2 separate regions of the Mus musculus genome follow, and region 2 is linked to region 1. The links are chromatin loops, found by intact Hi-C in ENCODE. Cell type or tissue: left cerebral cortex. All regions are shown on one strand.

The links. Peaks named below come from ENCODE experiments on the same cell type or tissue, not always from the same donor. Only the 100,000 strongest peaks of a DNase experiment are listed, where the experiment ranks them.
Region 2: it touches region 1 in a loop (2.2-fold over the local background); 4 of 42 quality-filtered maps call a loop at or near these places.

Annotation. Positions count from the first base shown.
Region 1 is chr7:101,423,009-101,431,008 of GRCm38, forward strand. It overlaps a transcript of Pde2a not described here. Among named protein-coding and RNA genes, the nearest start is that of Pde2a, 24 kb to the right of the region's middle. In left cerebral cortex, a CTCF peak has its summit at 4,913 (motif pointing right); DNase peaks (open chromatin) are centred at 425, 1,143, 2,718, 3,054 and 4 more places; H3K4me3 peaks cover 3,658 bases; H3K27ac peaks cover 2,719 bases.
Region 2 is chr7:101,499,673-101,507,672 of GRCm38, forward strand. It overlaps Pde2a (phosphodiesterase 2A, cGMP-stimulated), which reads left to right. Exons shown (of 30, transcript NM_001143849.2): 6 at 716-775; 7 at 1,305-1,446; 8 at 1,938-1,990; 9 at 2,182-2,256; 10 at 2,342-2,383; 11 at 2,862-2,930; 12 at 3,140-3,270; 13 at 3,627-3,738; 14 at 4,152-4,191; 15 at 4,300-4,363; 16 at 4,706-4,778; 17 at 4,899-5,076; 18 at 5,285-5,397; 19 at 6,247-6,324; 1 more. Among named protein-coding and RNA genes, the nearest start is that of Mir139, 28 kb to the left of the region's middle. In left cerebral cortex, CTCF peaks have their summits at 2,231 (motif pointing left) and 3,943 (motif pointing left); DNase peaks (open chromatin) are centred at 2,211, 3,956 and 4,227; H3K27ac peaks cover 2,315 bases.

The DNA.
Region 1 (8,000 bases):
GGTGGATCTGTGTGTTCACCTAAAGTGTTCTGGTGTGGGTGTGTGATCACGGGGCTGGTGTGAGAATATGTGTACATCTTGGTCTTTGTGTAATTGGTGTGCATGTGTGTGCCTATTGGTGCCCACTTGTGTGTGGGTGTTTCTTTTCTTTCATGGTTGAATACACAGTTGGGACACTTTGGCCTGCCCAGGGAGGGAGGAGGTGGCTGAATGTGTGACCACCTCTGTGAGCCCAGGACAATTCATTCTATACCCTGTGGAGAGATGCAGAAAAGAAATTGGCAATAATGGCCCTGTCCTCTGGGGCCCCCTAAACTGCACAGACACAAAATAGCTTGAGAATAACGAAGCAATAAAGAGCAGCACAAGCTAACAGGTGGTGCATCCTGGGAATGGTTTAAGCCAAAGCCGAGAGGTGGGATTGGGCAGAAGAACAGGGAGGAAGCTGTGGAGACATGCTGTGGAGAAGTAAGTAGCTGCAGCCTGGGCAGGAGCCACAGCTTGCAGAACTTCCAACTCCAGATCCCCTGGGCTTTGTACAGAGGTCCCAAGGGAACCTTGAAGAGTTTTCTTCAAGGGAGGGATATGAATATTTGGGCAGAGGAAGGATGGGACTATGTTTGTGTTAGAGACCTGCTTCAGTGACACTCGCTAGGTTGTTCAGGGAACTGGGCCCAGAAAAGGAGAGCAGGGGCCAGGCCAGTTCAAGGAACAAGGAGGTCTGGGGCCAAACCAGACAAGTCAGCCAAGGGGGCAGATAGAATAGAACTTTCTGCAGTGTATCTTCAGGTGGGGGGGGGGTGGTGGGAGAGAGAGAGAGAGAGAGAGAGAGAGAGAGAGAGAGAGAGAGATCTCCTAGCTGAGGTGCACAGTGGCAGAATTACCTTTTGCTACCTCCCCTGACTGCCAGACTAACTAGAGCTGGGCCTTATCCTCAGCCTGGTCCTCAGCAGCCTGGTCATCTTCTCCTTTGGGCTCCTGGGCTGCTCTGGGTCCGGTCAGCTCACTGGACATTGATTGCCCATGTTCCCTGCGGCTCCAATCCCACCCACCACGCAGCTCCTGCCACTTTTCCTGCTTCCCACTCCAGCTCTTGTCCCCAGAGACTGCTGATGGCTTGTCTGGGATCTAGCCAAATGGTGATGGCGGGCGGGGGGAATGTACTCCCATCAGTACCCCTCCCCGTCTTAATGGACTGGAGTCTCACTCTCAGCTACACTGCTGCCAGCACTGCATTTTTCTGCCTTCTGCTGCCAGGGCCTTTAAAATATAACCCCTCTGCCTGGCTCCTTCACTTACTCATTCATTACTTCATTCATTTGTTCATCAACAGGGCCTCCCTAGAGCCTGCCTGGTACCCATGACATGGTCATTAGAGGCACTAACACAGTCTTCACACTCAAAGCATGCTCAGTATGAAAGAGACAGGGATGGAAACTGATACCATACAGTGTCACAGGGCTGTATGGAAAAGACTCTGAAGAAGGAATGTTTGGCTGGGCCCCAAAGATGCTCACAGGCAAGGAGCAGCAGAACAACATGTAAAGATAGGAAGATATGGACATTTCAGTGTAGCCAAGGCACAGAACGGACCCAGGCCAGGAGCCAGAAAGGGCATGGAAAGAGACAGAGGCAAAGGGCCCAGCATTTATAGGGTCCCCAATGTCACCCCCAGGAGTGTGGCCCTTTCTCAGGAAGTGGAGATGGGTAAAGATTTTTGGATAGATTGCCTCTGCTAGGAAGCCCTCGTAGACTGTCTCTTCTCTCTAACCTCATAACCCACCCTGCAGTTTTCGTCCCTCATCGGTCAGGGTTGATAAATGTAGCTCAAATGCATCCCTGTGACATCCCCTGTATTTACTCACACAGCCAAGGAGTCCCTCCATGGCTGCTTCATCTTCCCACCCTACTCTACAAGGTTTCTTCTCCAAATCTTGGATGTCAGAGCCATCCCGTGGCAGTTGCTCCTTTCCTCTATGGTGTGCTGGCTGCCCTGTCCAGCTCCTGACTTGCACACTACAAAGGCACTCACTCCTTTCTGCTTGGGTAGCTCGTTCTTTTAAAGCAACCCCAAGTAATTGGTTTGGCTTTATGTCCTTTCTCTATGCCAGGTCATTGTCCTTATCCTAAGCTGTTGCACTCAGGGGTATAAATGATCTAGGTGGGGCAGCATCTCAGGCAGGACAGCATCCCAGGCCGAGTGAGGGAAATGAACAGCTTTTAGTAAAGGTACATAGTGAGCTGAGTAGGGGCAAGACAGGGGGCTGACTCTTCTTTAGAAACCATGGTACAGAAGCAAGCATGGCCTGAAGGAGAAACGAGGATAGATTATAAGAAGAACTTTCCACCACCATAGAAGAGCTGTGGAATCTGCTGGCTGGGTGACTGGGCTGGTGGAGGAGAAAGTGTCTCAGGATGAGAAAGAGTTGGAGGCAAGTCTTTATTCATCCTTGATCCTCCTGCAGGTAACCCACAGCAGCCAGGAATAGGGAGACGGGATTCAGTGATGGAGGGTCATTCATTCATTCAGCAGCCTTTCCTGGTGCTGCTGCCCAGCTGAGTACTGCGTTCCTAAAAGGACATGGATGGAGCCAGTGACAGCGATGGAGGAAGGAACCACGTTCCTCTCTTGTGCCTGGGCCACTGGCGCAGCCTTCGAAGGAAGAGTCACTGCTAGCCAAATTGAGAGCACACAATGCGCAAAGGCCAGGCAGGGATAGCATAGCTTTGCTTATGCCAGGACTAGCAGAGCTCAGAGTGGCCTAGGTTTGAAGTGTGTGCTGGGAGGGAAGCACTGAAAAGGGAGCAAGGAATCAAGGTTAGACAACAGGTAGCACTTCCAGCCAAGAAGGTGTCTCTGATAGCTCGGAAATGTAAAGTCTTTTAAATGTGCAACAATTTTGGTTGCTTCTAGTGCCCCTACTCAGGGCCTGCCAAAGGACGAGAATGGCTCAGTGAAATAAGCAGAGACCCTGGAAATGAGGGCAAGGCAGTATTTGTAGAGTGGGAGCCCTTCCAGAAAGTATCATGCAAATGAATGCAAAACAATATTCAAATCAGCCCGTTGAGCTTGGCAGGTTAGGCGCTGAGACAAGATCTCCTGCTTCAGTGCTGGCCTCCCGCTCCCTCCGCCCCAGGCCCAGGCAGCCAAGATGGCCTCATCCATCTCCTGCTCAAGTGCCCTGGCTTGTCTGACCCGCAGACTATGGCTTCCAGGGTGGGGACCACCAGCTCCCTGTCAGTACCTCCATCCTCTTGGGATGTCGATATATTTAGTAACGGGGATCTTTTCACACGTTTATCTCTCATTGTTTAGCTGCCCGCTCCCTGGGAAAGGCCAGTTCCCTAGCGATGTGACCCACTTCTTGATGTCCCTGAAGTGATAGACTCACTGCCCTTTTTGAGGCAGCTGGAGCTTGGTACAACAGAAAGAGTAGGTGTCCGACATCTGGGAGGACTTCCCACTAGTGATGCTGAGGTGAATGAACCTTGGGATTTCTGGGGTGCTCTTCCTGGTTCAGAAGAAGCTTTGAAGACAAGGTGGTGGGGGTGGTGGGTGTGTGTGGGGTAAGGTGGCAAATAGACATGGGTTCTTCCCAGAGCCACGTGGTCCTGGAAAGTTGCTCCACTTCCCTCTGAACAAAAAGTGTGCAGTGGCAATAAGCCTTCTGTCCTCACAGGATAGTTGTGAAGAATCTGGAAGCACAGATCGTAGCGCTAGGAATTCGGTGAGTGCTCATATAGAGGCTAGCTGCTGTCACTGTAGAACACCCACACTCACCTACACTTTTAGACCACGGCTAGGAGCCCAGAGAGCGTCAGTGTGTGGGAAAGACAGGAGGCGGTGGGTGTGGTGAGAGGCACAGATGCTCTGTGGGCAGAAGGAGGTGTCTGATGGACATAAGACCACCTTTCTAGGCTGCACCTGCCTGGTCTGAGGCCAACCCCCAGAAGGTACATTGGAAGAAAGAGCTCACCGAGGAAGGGGTTAAACTCGTGGCCACACCCACAGCAGCTTGAGTCATTCTGGGAATTGTAGTTTGGTGTGAGTTTGCACTAAGTACACTTGGTCTAACCTCTTTCCAGCCAAATCTACACCCTGCCGCTGAGGCTGGTAGTTGGCAGGCCCTAGTAGGGTAGGGGTTGGGATCTGGGGAGCTCATAGATGAAGCAGCCTTGACCCTTTCTCTGCTCCCTGTCTGCTTGCTGTGTGCTTCAGTGTGGCGTTAGGAGCAGGGATCAAAGGATTAAGTCATAATGAGAACTCTTGCACACGCACAGGGAAGTTTACAGCTGCCTGAGCCCGATTTCCACAGCTATGATCTTCTTTAATCCCCTCCACAAACCCAAGAGGCTGCTGTTTTCTGGATGAAGGAGCAGAGGATTCAAGAAGGGACTGACTTGCCCACTGGGATGAGTGGGGGCGGGGCAGGCTTGGAGCACAGGGCCCTCAGGCACCCAAAGCTCCTGATATTCTCATGAATTATTGGTCCAGATGGTGAAGCACTAGCCTTGAAAAACAGGAAAGATATAGACGGTTCAAGTTGGGGATGAGGCTTCTCAGTTGAGGAACAAGGGCTGCCTGGGACGATGAAAGCAAGAGCTGCATTCTGTGGGATGTAAGGCCGAGAGGAGTGGGGAGCTAGGCCTAAAGACCCGATGTCAACCTGAGAGTTTGGATGTGCGGCTGTGATCTGCCAGAACTCCCATCCCGAGGGCTTGAAGTGATGTCACCATGGGGTTATGGCATTGAAGCCTCGGGAGCACTGATTGACATGGACAGACCAAAGGCTGTCTAAAGCTCAACTCCATTCTTGGAGCACCCAACACTTGGGTTCTCTTCCTCTTCTTCCCTTTTGCTGCCCAGGCTTGGAATTGCTACTATACAACAGAGCTGTGCTGTAATGTCACATAAGCCCAGCAGGGGTCGCTACACACTCCATTCCAGCCCCAATCTTGGATGTTAGGTGGACCAGGAGGGAAGAGTGAGCAAGGAGCTTAGATGGGGGAGAGAGGGTAACACATTGCTCCCCACCTCCTTTGAGCTCCATTGCAAAGGCACACATAGTGGGGAGTGAGGACAGAGAACACTTGGGACCTCAAAGCAGGGACAGACATGAGCTCATAGATAGGAGTTTCCCACCTCAGTTCAGGGGCTGACTAATTGGGAAATAGACTTAAGAACACCTTATGTTTAGTTTTTTTTTTTTTTTATTGTTTGAAATTTGTCTGATGCTGAAATGCAGAATAATATTAGTTGTTGTTGTTGTTGTTGTTGTTGTTGTTGGTGGTGGTGGTGGTGGTGGTGTGTGTGTTTGTACCTTAGTGTGATTTTCCAGTCTTAGGTATGTGTATACTGGTCAGAGAGGGGGAGAATGTGTAGACTTCTGTTTGTGGGAAGGCGTGTATATATTTGTATATGTGTGCTTGTGTGTTCATTCTGATATCTGAATCTTGGTAGACGGTTGCGTATGCAAGCATGGCTTGTATGCATGTGTGTGCACGTATACAGTGTTATGCACATGTGTTCTAATGACACTGTGGGTATCTGTTTGCAAGTGCATGTGTGTGAAGGGCTTCAGGCCTGTACTGCTGACGCAGTAAGGCCTCACTGAGGTCTGGCCCCTCATCATCGTCCCTCTTGAGTCCTGCCTGCGTGAGGGTAGAGAGAGCTACAAGAGGTCAAGCTTCCGCAGTGGACATGCTGCTCAAGCACACGAACTCTGAGGGCCCTCAGGGGACTCTGGAATCCTCTGCAGGCCATGAAGACCTTAAGGAAGGGTCTTATTGCCTTCATGTTCAGGTTGGGTGGCTGGAATCTTTGGCCATTGATTGAGAGGCTAGATGTGGCTGGAGAGGAGAGATTGCATTCCTTCCAGGAGGACAATACCTTCATGGCGCCCAGAGAGCTTTAAGGCTCCCAGCCCAGTCCCCTTATACAGAAGCAACTATCAAAGCGCAGAGAAGAACAGTGAAGTCACCCAGTGAGATCAGAGAGAGAGGGAGAGGGAGAGAGAGAGGGCTTAGAGTGGCAAGAAGGGTGTGTGCCTGGTCTGGAAGGCCTCTCCCTCAGCCCCTTAGGCAGTTGGGGCACCCTGAGGAGATCCAAGTCTGTGCTTGTGCCTCCTTCCACCTGGGTGTCTCCACTCCTCTTGGCCTTTGCCTTTGAAGTTTCAACCAGCGCTTCTGCAGGCCGCAAGAGGCCTTCCGGGGGCTTGTGAAGTCTGTCATTCCACAGAACCCAGGGACTCCTTGAGAGGAGTTTAGTGATAGGGGTGTGTGTGTGTGTGTGTGTGTGTGTGTGGTGTTCCTTTTAGAGCCTCAACTGTGTCATTTTGAGCAGAGCCTTTATTTTAGGCTTCTCCCGTTCTGACATTGAAGGGTTCCCTATGGTCTCTCCATGAGCTCTGGGGGCTGAGACAATGCTGGGTTATGGATGGGGAGGCCCAGAAAGCCAGCTCCACCCAGAGCAGGATGCAGGACAGCGTCGGGGCTTCTTTAGGAAGAAGGCTCAGCTCCCTGCCCCCTGGGATAGGCTGTGCTCCACTCATGCGTCAGGAGGCTACACGTGGGTTCCACCTGCCAAGAATTTTGTTGCAAACTAAAGTTAACATCAAGCCTTAGCTGCATGGAGGGGCCACAGGAAGCTGTGTGGGGAAGCTGGGCTCTGCTGGGCTCCTTAGCAGCTGTGCTAGTTAGCACAAGGATGGGAAGACATGGCCTGACTGAAGGCTGAGAAGGAGAAAGCCTTCCCTGGCACGAGAGAGAAATCTGCCCTCTTGAACTTTGGAATTCGAAGCCCCAGTGTCTTCCACCTGAGCTCATTTGACCCCCATCATCCAGGAAGAGTCTTGGAACAGACAGGGGCCAGTGTTGGGGGGTGCGACAGGTTCTGGCTGCACAGGACTGGGGTGGGAGAGGTGAGGAGCAGGCAGGAGGACCAATACCATGTCAGAAAATTCAGAATTGCTTTAAAGCTTTGAGTGGCAGCCCAAAGTGGAGAGAAGAAATGTTTTTGAAGTGTTTTTTCTTTAATTACTTTAAACATTTAGCTTATATGTGTTTTATTTTATTTTTGCCCCTTTGAGGCAAGGTCTCATTGTAGCTCAGCGTAGCCTGGAATTTACTATGTAGTCAGGATAGCCGTGGGCTCTTGGGCTCCTTGCCGATCCCCCTGGAGTGCTGGGATTTCCAGCATGCAACACCACAGCCTGGAGAGGGAAGGGATGTCTCCAGAGTGTCCTCTATAAAATCTTCGGCATTGCTTGTTTAATCACCTAACAAGTCTTCAAGGAGCCAGGACCGTGTGTAGAGAACAACCGAAATGCCTCTCGAGTTTCCCTGTAGGCTGTGCTGAGGCGGGCTTCCTGTTGAGGGTCTAGATTGGCAGTGAGAAGGCCTGGGGCAAGAGGAACACTGGACCCGAGAGCCAGAATTTAAACGTGGAGAAGGAACTGCCAGTGACAGTGACAGTGACAGTGTGGTCACTACTGCCTGACAATAGGAGTGGGGTGCTGAGGGGCAAACACCCGAGCTCTCTGCCTTTCCACTCTCTGCTTTCCTGCAGCAGTGCCCCACCTACATCAGCAGAATTCATCTGGAAGTATTTATGTGTGTGTGTGTGTGTGTGTGTGTGTGTGTGTGTAGTGGTGTGTGTGTGTATGTGTTTGTATGGTGTATATTTGTGTATGTGGTGTGATATGTGTGTGTGTCTGTGGTGCAGTAAGTGTGTGTCTGGTATGCATGTGTGTGTGGTATGTGTGTGTGTTGTATGGTATGTGTGCATGTGTGGTATGCATGTGTATGTGGTGTACATGTGGTGTGTGTGGCTTGGTGTGTGGTGTGTGGCTGTGGTGTATGTGTGATATATGTGGTATGTGTGGTAATGTGTGTGCCAGTGTTGTGTTGTGTGATGTGCATGTGTGTGTGTGTGGTGTGCATGTGGTATGTGTGGCATAGTGTATGGTGTGTGTGCGCTCCAGTACACGTGGGGAGAGGGT
Region 2 (8,000 bases), 77 kb after region 1:
CTAACTAGCACAGGGACACAGGACAGGGGAGGATAACCGCGTGGTAAGAATGAATCTAGAGAGTCAACATGGAAGCGGGAAGGGGAGGGGTGGATAGAGATGTCCTAACGCTGCTACTTTCTGCTTGATGATTTTCGGAAGGTCCCCCACCTCTGGCCTCCCTGGCTCATCTGTAAGGGGAAGATTGCATCTCCCCATGGTGAGAACCATGTGTAAGGCAAAAAGCACTCCCTCCCTCAGCCCATTCATCTGTGCACAGCTTCCTGGCAGGTGTCAGTCATGCCTGGGCTCCCTTCTTTAACCCCAGATGTAAGGGCAACTCAAACCCCACTCAGAACGGATGGAGCTGGAGGCTAAAGCCAATTCCACAAATCCTCTAATCAGGGCCTGAAGCGCTCCGTGTGTGGACGATGGAGAAGGGTCTGAGGTCCGCCTTCCTGACTCTGTATACCTGGACTGGGCTGTCTGTGGCACAGTTTGCTCCAGGAACGGAACAGTAAGCGTGGAAAGTGATGGGACAGACAGGAAAGTTCCACTCTTATCACCTGCCCTGGACGTCTTCCTTGGGAAAGTCACCTTCAGAGCTAGCTGCCTGGCTTACATGGAGGTCATAGACTGTATTGGTGGCAACTGGTGTTGAGCTGGCCACGGGAGGACATGCAAGTGAAGACAGACTGGGGAAGGTCACATCTGGTCGCTTCTCCCTTCTCTCCAGGTGCACTGTGGCCAGCTGAGTGACAGTGAGGAACAGAGCTTGCAGGTGGTAGAGAAGCACGTGAGTCGGGTAGGATCGTGGTAACACAGGGGCTGCTGAGGATCCTTACCAGAGCTTGTAGGAAAGACGATCTGGCCAGAGAGCTGGACAGGCCTGGCTTCTGGTTCCAGCGTGACCACCTTGAGCAAGCAGTTTCACAACTGAAGATGGGGTAACATAGCGCTAACTTAGCTGGGTTAGTGATGAGTCAAAGACCCTGTGTATAACTGAGGCTCTTTTCTGCCTAATGTTTCAGGAGTCTGTGATCTTAATCAGGGTGGTGTTAGACAGGAAATCTGATCCTCTTTTGAAGAGTCTGCGAGCGGGGGTCCGGGGGCAGCTATACTTAGCCGTGGAAGAAGCGAGGCTCTAAGGACAGTGGGAGCTCCTAGGAAGTGGAGGGACCAGCGGGTTGAATTGTTTGGAACCAGAACAGGGATAGGCAATGAACATTATGGGGGACCCAAGAGGGATTTGTTTGAGCTAAGGAGGGGAGTCAGGTAGTGACACTGAACGGCAAGGTCATGCTGACCACTCGGCCGTCCCCTAGGCTCTGGTAGCCCTGCGGAGGGTGCAGGCCCTGCAGCAGCGCAGGCCTGAAGCTGTTCAGAACACGTCAGTGGATGCCTCTGAAGATCAAAAGGATGAGAAGGGGTACACCGACCATGACCGAAAGATCCTGCAACTGTGTGGTGAGGGCCAAACTCGGGCAGGTCTATAGGATAGGGTCGATCCTGGAGGGGCAGGGCCAGGTCTCTGGAGTGGGCGGGACCTGAGAGGTGAGTTATAACACAAGGCAGAACCCAGATAACACTTGGAAAGCATGTGGGTGTTCTGGGTGGTCTTGTGGAGCCTGAGGCGAGGTAGGGGCGGAGCCTGAGAGTCAGGGGTGGAGCCTTAAGCAAGGCAGGGGTGGAGCCTGAGGAGAAGCAGGGGTGGAGCCTGAGGAGAGGCAGGGGTGGAGCCTGAGGAGAGATGGGGCGGAGCCTGAGGAGAGACAGGGGCGGAGCCTGAGGAGAGACAGGGGCGGTGCCTGAGGAGAGGCAGGGGTGGAGCCTGAGGAGAGACAGGGGTGGAGCCTGAGGAGAGACAGGGGCGGAGCCTGAGGAGAGGCAGGGGTGGAGCCTGGAAGCAGCCCCCAGGCAAGGCAGAGCCCTCTCTGATTTCAGCCTTGTTCTTGCAGGGGAACTCTTTGACTTGGATGCTACTTCTCTGCAGCTCAAAGTCCTTCAATATGTGAGTCCCTGAGCATCTATCTCCTCTTCCACCCTCTCTCTCTCCAAAGACCAACAGACCCTTGACCCCATCACCTCTGTTCAGATTGGGACACCCCACCCTCTCTTCTCTTCTACAATCCTGAAAAACCCAGAGAGGCTAGCGGGTGTTCCAGCCCCGCCCTCAGCCTGGCTCTGTCTGTCCCCCTGCAGCTGCAGCAGGAGACACAGGCCACTCACTGCTGCCTCCTGCTGGTGTCGGAGGACAATCTACAGCTTTCCTGCAAGGTGAGGGTTCAAGTCCACGGTGAGGCGGGGCAACCCGTGTCTGCCTTTCCTCCCATAAACCTGTCTCCATTCCTGGGTCCCACAGGTCATTGGAGACAAAGTGCTGGGAGAAGAGGTCAGCTTTCCAGTGAGTTCCATCTCCATCCTCAGCATTGGAGCCTGCAGGGACCAGGAAGGCCTAGCAACTGGGGCCACCTAGATGTCTTGGTGGGAGCAGTCCAGGTCGTGAGAGCTACTTAGAAGAATTACGAAGGAGCCCTGTCTCTCATGATCAGACTCTAGTAGAAGCAAGCTCGTAGAGGAAGCCTTAGATGAGACAGGCTTGAGTGTTTCTAGACACGAACCTGTTAGAATCTCTTGAGATCAGTGAGACTCTTTGGGGTCTGCTTATCACTCTCTAGTTAGGGAAAACCCTCAAGTTCACTATTGATTACCAAGTCGTCCCTCTCCAACCCCCCCCCCCCACTTCTCTCCTCTGCTTCTCAGCATCAGCTCCATCCATTCCTGAACTGTTCAAAGGGTTTGTTGAAACTTCCAGACTTGGAAGGCAAGGATGGGTTGACCCAGGGAGAGCTGGGCCAACGGGGTCTCTCTTCACTTTCCAGTTGACCATGGGACGTCTGGGGCAGGTGGTGGAAGACAAGCAGTGTATCCAGTTGAAGGACCTAACCTCTGTAAGCCATGGCCATGCTGAGCCAAGGGAGAGGGAGGGGGAAACCCTTTGCTCAAGCCCCAGTGTCTTTGGAATGGGGTAGCCTAGAGATGGGGAGACAAGACCCAGACTTGGTGACACCCTGTCCTCGTGCCATAACGGGCTTCGGAGTGTGGTGAGAGCTAGGGAAGAGGCACACTGCCCCTCCTCACTGTTCCTTCATCTCTGCAGGACGATGTGCAACAGCTGCAAAACATGTTGGGTTGTGAGCTGCAGGCTATGCTGTGTGTCCCTGTCATCAGCCGAGCCACTGACCAGGTGGTGGCCCTGGCTTGCGCCTTCAACAAGCTTGGAGGAGATTTGTGAGTTTGAGAGTGGGGGTGTCATGGCACTATGGCAATAGCCCCAGGTTCTAGGGGGTCTGAAGTGGGAGGATCACGGGAGCCTAGAAGTTCCAGGCCAGCCTGAGCAACATGTACATAAGCCTGCCTCAAATAAACAGTGGCCTGAGGAGGAACCCACATTTTGGTCTGAGGGCAGTCAGAGCTTTCCCTAGAGCTCTGTGCCTGAAGGGGGAGAAGGCATGGTGTGTAGTCCCAGTGTGAAGAGTTTCATTAGCTGGCAGATAGGAGCTTCCTGGTAGCATGCAGGAAAGGAGAAAGGGGCCGAGAAGGCCATCTTCCCTGTCCTCTCTGCTGACCCCCAGCCCGACTTCCAGCTTCACAGATGAGGATGAACACGTGATCCAACACTGCTTCCACTACACAGGCACGGTGCTCACCAGCACCTTGGCCTTCCAGAAGGAGCAGAAGCTCAAGTGTGAGTGCCAGGTGAGTGCCTGCCTTGAGCTTTTCCCAAGAACCTGCGCGCGCCAGCCCCAGAAGGCTATCCACGAGGGTGATGCTGCCTGGGTTATCTAGGCCAGTGGCAGCACTGTGGCTGGGTAACCTAGTGACCTGGAAGTCCCTTAAAGAGAGAGAGGTCAGTATTTCCCTGGGCTCTAGGCATTGTCTGTGATTGCCCTCTAGTGTCTAACACGGGCACTACCACAACATCTGGGCAGCCAGAGGCAAAGGTGGCAGCCGTTTGAGACCCAAGAACTTCACTATTCTTCCCCAGCTCCTTCACTTAGTACCCAAAGGGTTTCATTAGGCACGTCAGTTGCCAGCCTGCTCTAGGAGCACTTGGGAAGGGATGAGAACATCCCGGGCCATCTTTACGATCTTCACTTCCTCCTTCCCAGGCTCTTCTCCAAGTGGCAAAGAACCTCTTCACCCACCTGGGTGAGTGATGTGTCTCCCACACAAGGCGTTTGGGGAGGAGGAGATGTGGAAGAGATGCTTGCCTGGCATTCCTCAGGTCTCACGTGCTTCTCCTTCCCCCTCCTCCAGATGATGTCTCTGTCCTGCTACAGGAGATCATCACGGAAGCCAGAAACCTCAGCAACGCAGAGATGTGAGCAGAAGTGGGGTGGTGCGGGAGGGGAAGTCTCAGCCCTCACCGCCTCTGCCCCCTCCCTACCTTCTTATCTGACATTTCCTTCTGCCTGGGCCCTTGTTTCAGCCAGGACAGCGCTAACTTTGCTTGCCATGGGTTTCTATGAAACCTAGTAGGAATTTAAAACAATACAATACAAAACAAATAAAAGGCAGATGGAGAGATGTTTGGAATTGTCCAGCTCCGAGGAGAGTGTCTCACTTTAGGACACTTTCCAGGGTCTCAGTAATCGCTACACTAGCCATATGTGGTGGTTCGAGAGGCGTCAGAACCCCACGAACCAACCTCTTCTCTCCACAGCTGCTCGGTGTTCCTGCTGGATCAGAACGAGCTGGTGGCCAAGGTGTTCGATGGTGGCGTTGTGGACGATGAGGTGAGGGAGTATGGAGGGTGTCCGGGAGTAAGCAAGAGGACCTGGGGGAAAAGCCACATTTGAAAAGTGTCTATACGGCAGGCTAACTTCTTGCTTTCTATTCCATCCCTGTTTGGGCAGAGTTATGAGATCCGCATCCCGGCGGACCAAGGCATCGCGGGCCACGTGGCGACTACGGGCCAGATCCTGAACATCCCAGATGCATATGCCCATCCGCTTTTCTATCGCGGCGTAGATGACAGCACTGGCTTCCGCACGCGCAACATTCTCTGCTTCCCTATCAAGAACGAGAACCAGGGTGCCGACTCGTGGTGGCCAGGGGCGGGGCCTGAAGGGGCTGTACGGGGGTGGAGCCGGGGCGGGGACTAGGGGAAAGTGGTTCTAGGGTCGGAACCTAAAGAGCCAGGGATTGTCTAGTCTTGAGCCATTTCTTCCAGAGGAGTTAGGAGAAGGCAGGTCTCACTGGACCCCTTCACCAGCGATTCCCATTTTCTCTCTCTTCCCAGAGGTCATTGGTGTGGCTGAGCTAGTGAACAAGATCAATGGGCCATGGTTCAGCAAGTTTGATGAGGACCTGGCCACAGCCTTCTCCATCTACTGTGGCATCAGCATCGCCCACGTGAGGGAGCGCTACTGGGGCGGGGAGGGTGTCCTTCTTCTATCCCCCACATCTGCTTTCTTCGCTCTGGCCTGTCTATGCTCAGGGCTCCGATCCCAGCGAGCGGGATGCTATGCAGCCCGCCATACATGCTGGCTGCCTCTAGTCGTTCAGCATGCAAAGCTGGGGATACTATTTCTGGTCCTGTCCAACCAGCTTCTGAGGATCATGAAAGAGAAAGGAAAAGAAACAAAACAAATCAAAACCCCACCTAGTTCTGCTGGGCTAGATGGGTATATATATGGTAGTACGTGATAGTATGGGCCTATAACCTTAGGATTTGAGAGGGAGTAGCAGGAGGGTGGAGTTCAAAACCTTGGCTACCTAGCAAGTTGGAGGCCAGCCTGAGCTACATGAGAGACACTGTCTAAACAAACAAAAACCCTAACACACACATAGAAAACCCTCTTGGTAAGATTCCCTACCCACCCCAGCAACTCCAATCTACTAGTCCGTATCTTTGTAGCAAACGTTGGATCTTTCTCTCCATACTTTTGGCATCTCTAGCCTGAAAATCCAACCTAAGTACCCGAGTTAATCCCTGCTTTCTGATCTTCTCCTCCAAGGGCTACCAAGTTCAGGGGACAAAGTGCCTCAGGTGTTAAGAAACTGGGGAAGGCCAGTAAGAGAGCTGGGATTAGCATCGGGGTGGGGCCTGAACACTGGGCTATTGCTAATGGCTTATACTGGGCCCCCAACGGGAGAGGAAGGAGAACTTCTGCAGCCTGACCCGTTTGTACCAGTTCCAGGCATTCTGAGGATGTCACAGCCTTCAGCTCCAGCCCCATCTTTTCCATTTTCTCTCCTCAGTCTCTCCTATACAAAAAGGTGAATGAAGCCCAATACCGCAGCCACCTGGCCAATGAGATGATGATGTATCATATGAAGGTGAGGCTTGCTTGGAGCTTCTGTACATCTTAGGGTCTGGGAGCACCTGCTCCACATGTCTTCTCTGACTCCCAGAATCCTCTGCAACCCAGGTCCAGGCTAAGCTTGGCTATTGCTGGCTCTTGAGACTGGGAAAACAGACCCACACCAATACCTGGCCTCTGCTCTACCTAGAGGGCTTCCCCAACTTACCCATAATCCTCTCTCAAGCTTTTTTCTTAGCCTGATGTGAAGGCAGCCAACAGGCTTTCACTCAGGAGAAAATTTGGTTCGGACAGCTACCCCCACCCCACATCCAGAGAGTATGCCCGACTTGGGTAATCCCTGAAAGCTGAAAACCTTGCTCAGGGCTTTCCCCTGCCACTGTCTGGATGCAGTGGCCGTGCACCCCTGCATGATCTTAATTACTGGTACCCCAGTCCCATTACCAGGCCTGGATCAGAAGAGCTACCTCAAGTCTTAGCTTAGAGCATATGACAATCACTGTTTACTGGGTCATCTCCTCTCATCTGTGTCCCAAACTTTGGGAACAGGCACAAAGCAGTGGTATGTGGGATTGCGATTAGATACTAGAAGGCTCTCCCCGAGAGACAAACTGATAGACTTGGTGTCTGTGAAAGGCTAGCTACCAGGCATTGGAGTATCACAAACAGGCATTCTTTTTTTTTTTAAAAAAGAAAGATTTTATTTATTTATCATATGTAACTGCACTGTAGCTATCTTCAGACACTCCAGAAGAGAGCATCAAATCTCATTAAAGATGATTGTGAGCCACCATGTGGTTGCTGGGATTTGAACTCAGGACCACTGGAAGAGCAGTCAATGCTCTTAACCTCTGAGCCATCTCTCCAGCCCACACACCAGCATTCTTTATCTTTGCCTAGAATTGTCAGACATGGATGTGGTCATCCGGGCATAGGCAGGGGGCACAGGCATGTGGGCTGCAGTGCTGTGGTGATCTTTCCAGTGGCATATATAGAGAGTTAGTATCCAGCTTGGTGTATGCTGGACAAGGGATACCGCATCTGCATGGAAATTTGATGGGAGAGCACCAGAGAGGGAGGAGGCCATCTTCTCATGCCTGGCTTGCCTGCTCTAGGTCTCTGATGATGAATACACCAAGCTTCTCCACGATGGCATCCAACCTGTGGCCGCCATTGACTCCAACTTTGCCAACTTTACCTACACGCCTCGGTCTCTGCCTGAGGACGACACTTCTATGGTAAGCTGGCCCTTCCCAGTCTAGCTGGGTCATGGGGGTGGAGGGTGGGAAGTATAGATATCAGTTAGATGTGCATAAGAACTCTCGGGTGAGGCAGGAACTCCAAGGATGGTTATGGAGTCTCCTTCAGAGTTAGGCCAGGTATGCCTTTCACCATTATGGGGTCACAGGGTAGCCTAGGGGACAGCAGTGGGCTGGATGGTGCCCCAAAGCTGCCCGTTCCTCTAAGATCATATGTGGGCTTGCTTCCAAGAAGTCTTAGCTTTTGGGCCCCTTAAACTTTGGGTAGTTCACAGTTTGCCGCATGCCCGTTCACCTATTTAATTGTCCTTTAGTTTAGGTTTAGAATTCTAAGACTCTAAATTTTGGGGTATGAGGCATCAAGAGAGGTGGAGATAGATAGGTCCCACATCTTGATAGTGACAGTCTCTCTGACTTTCTCTCTCTCTGCTTT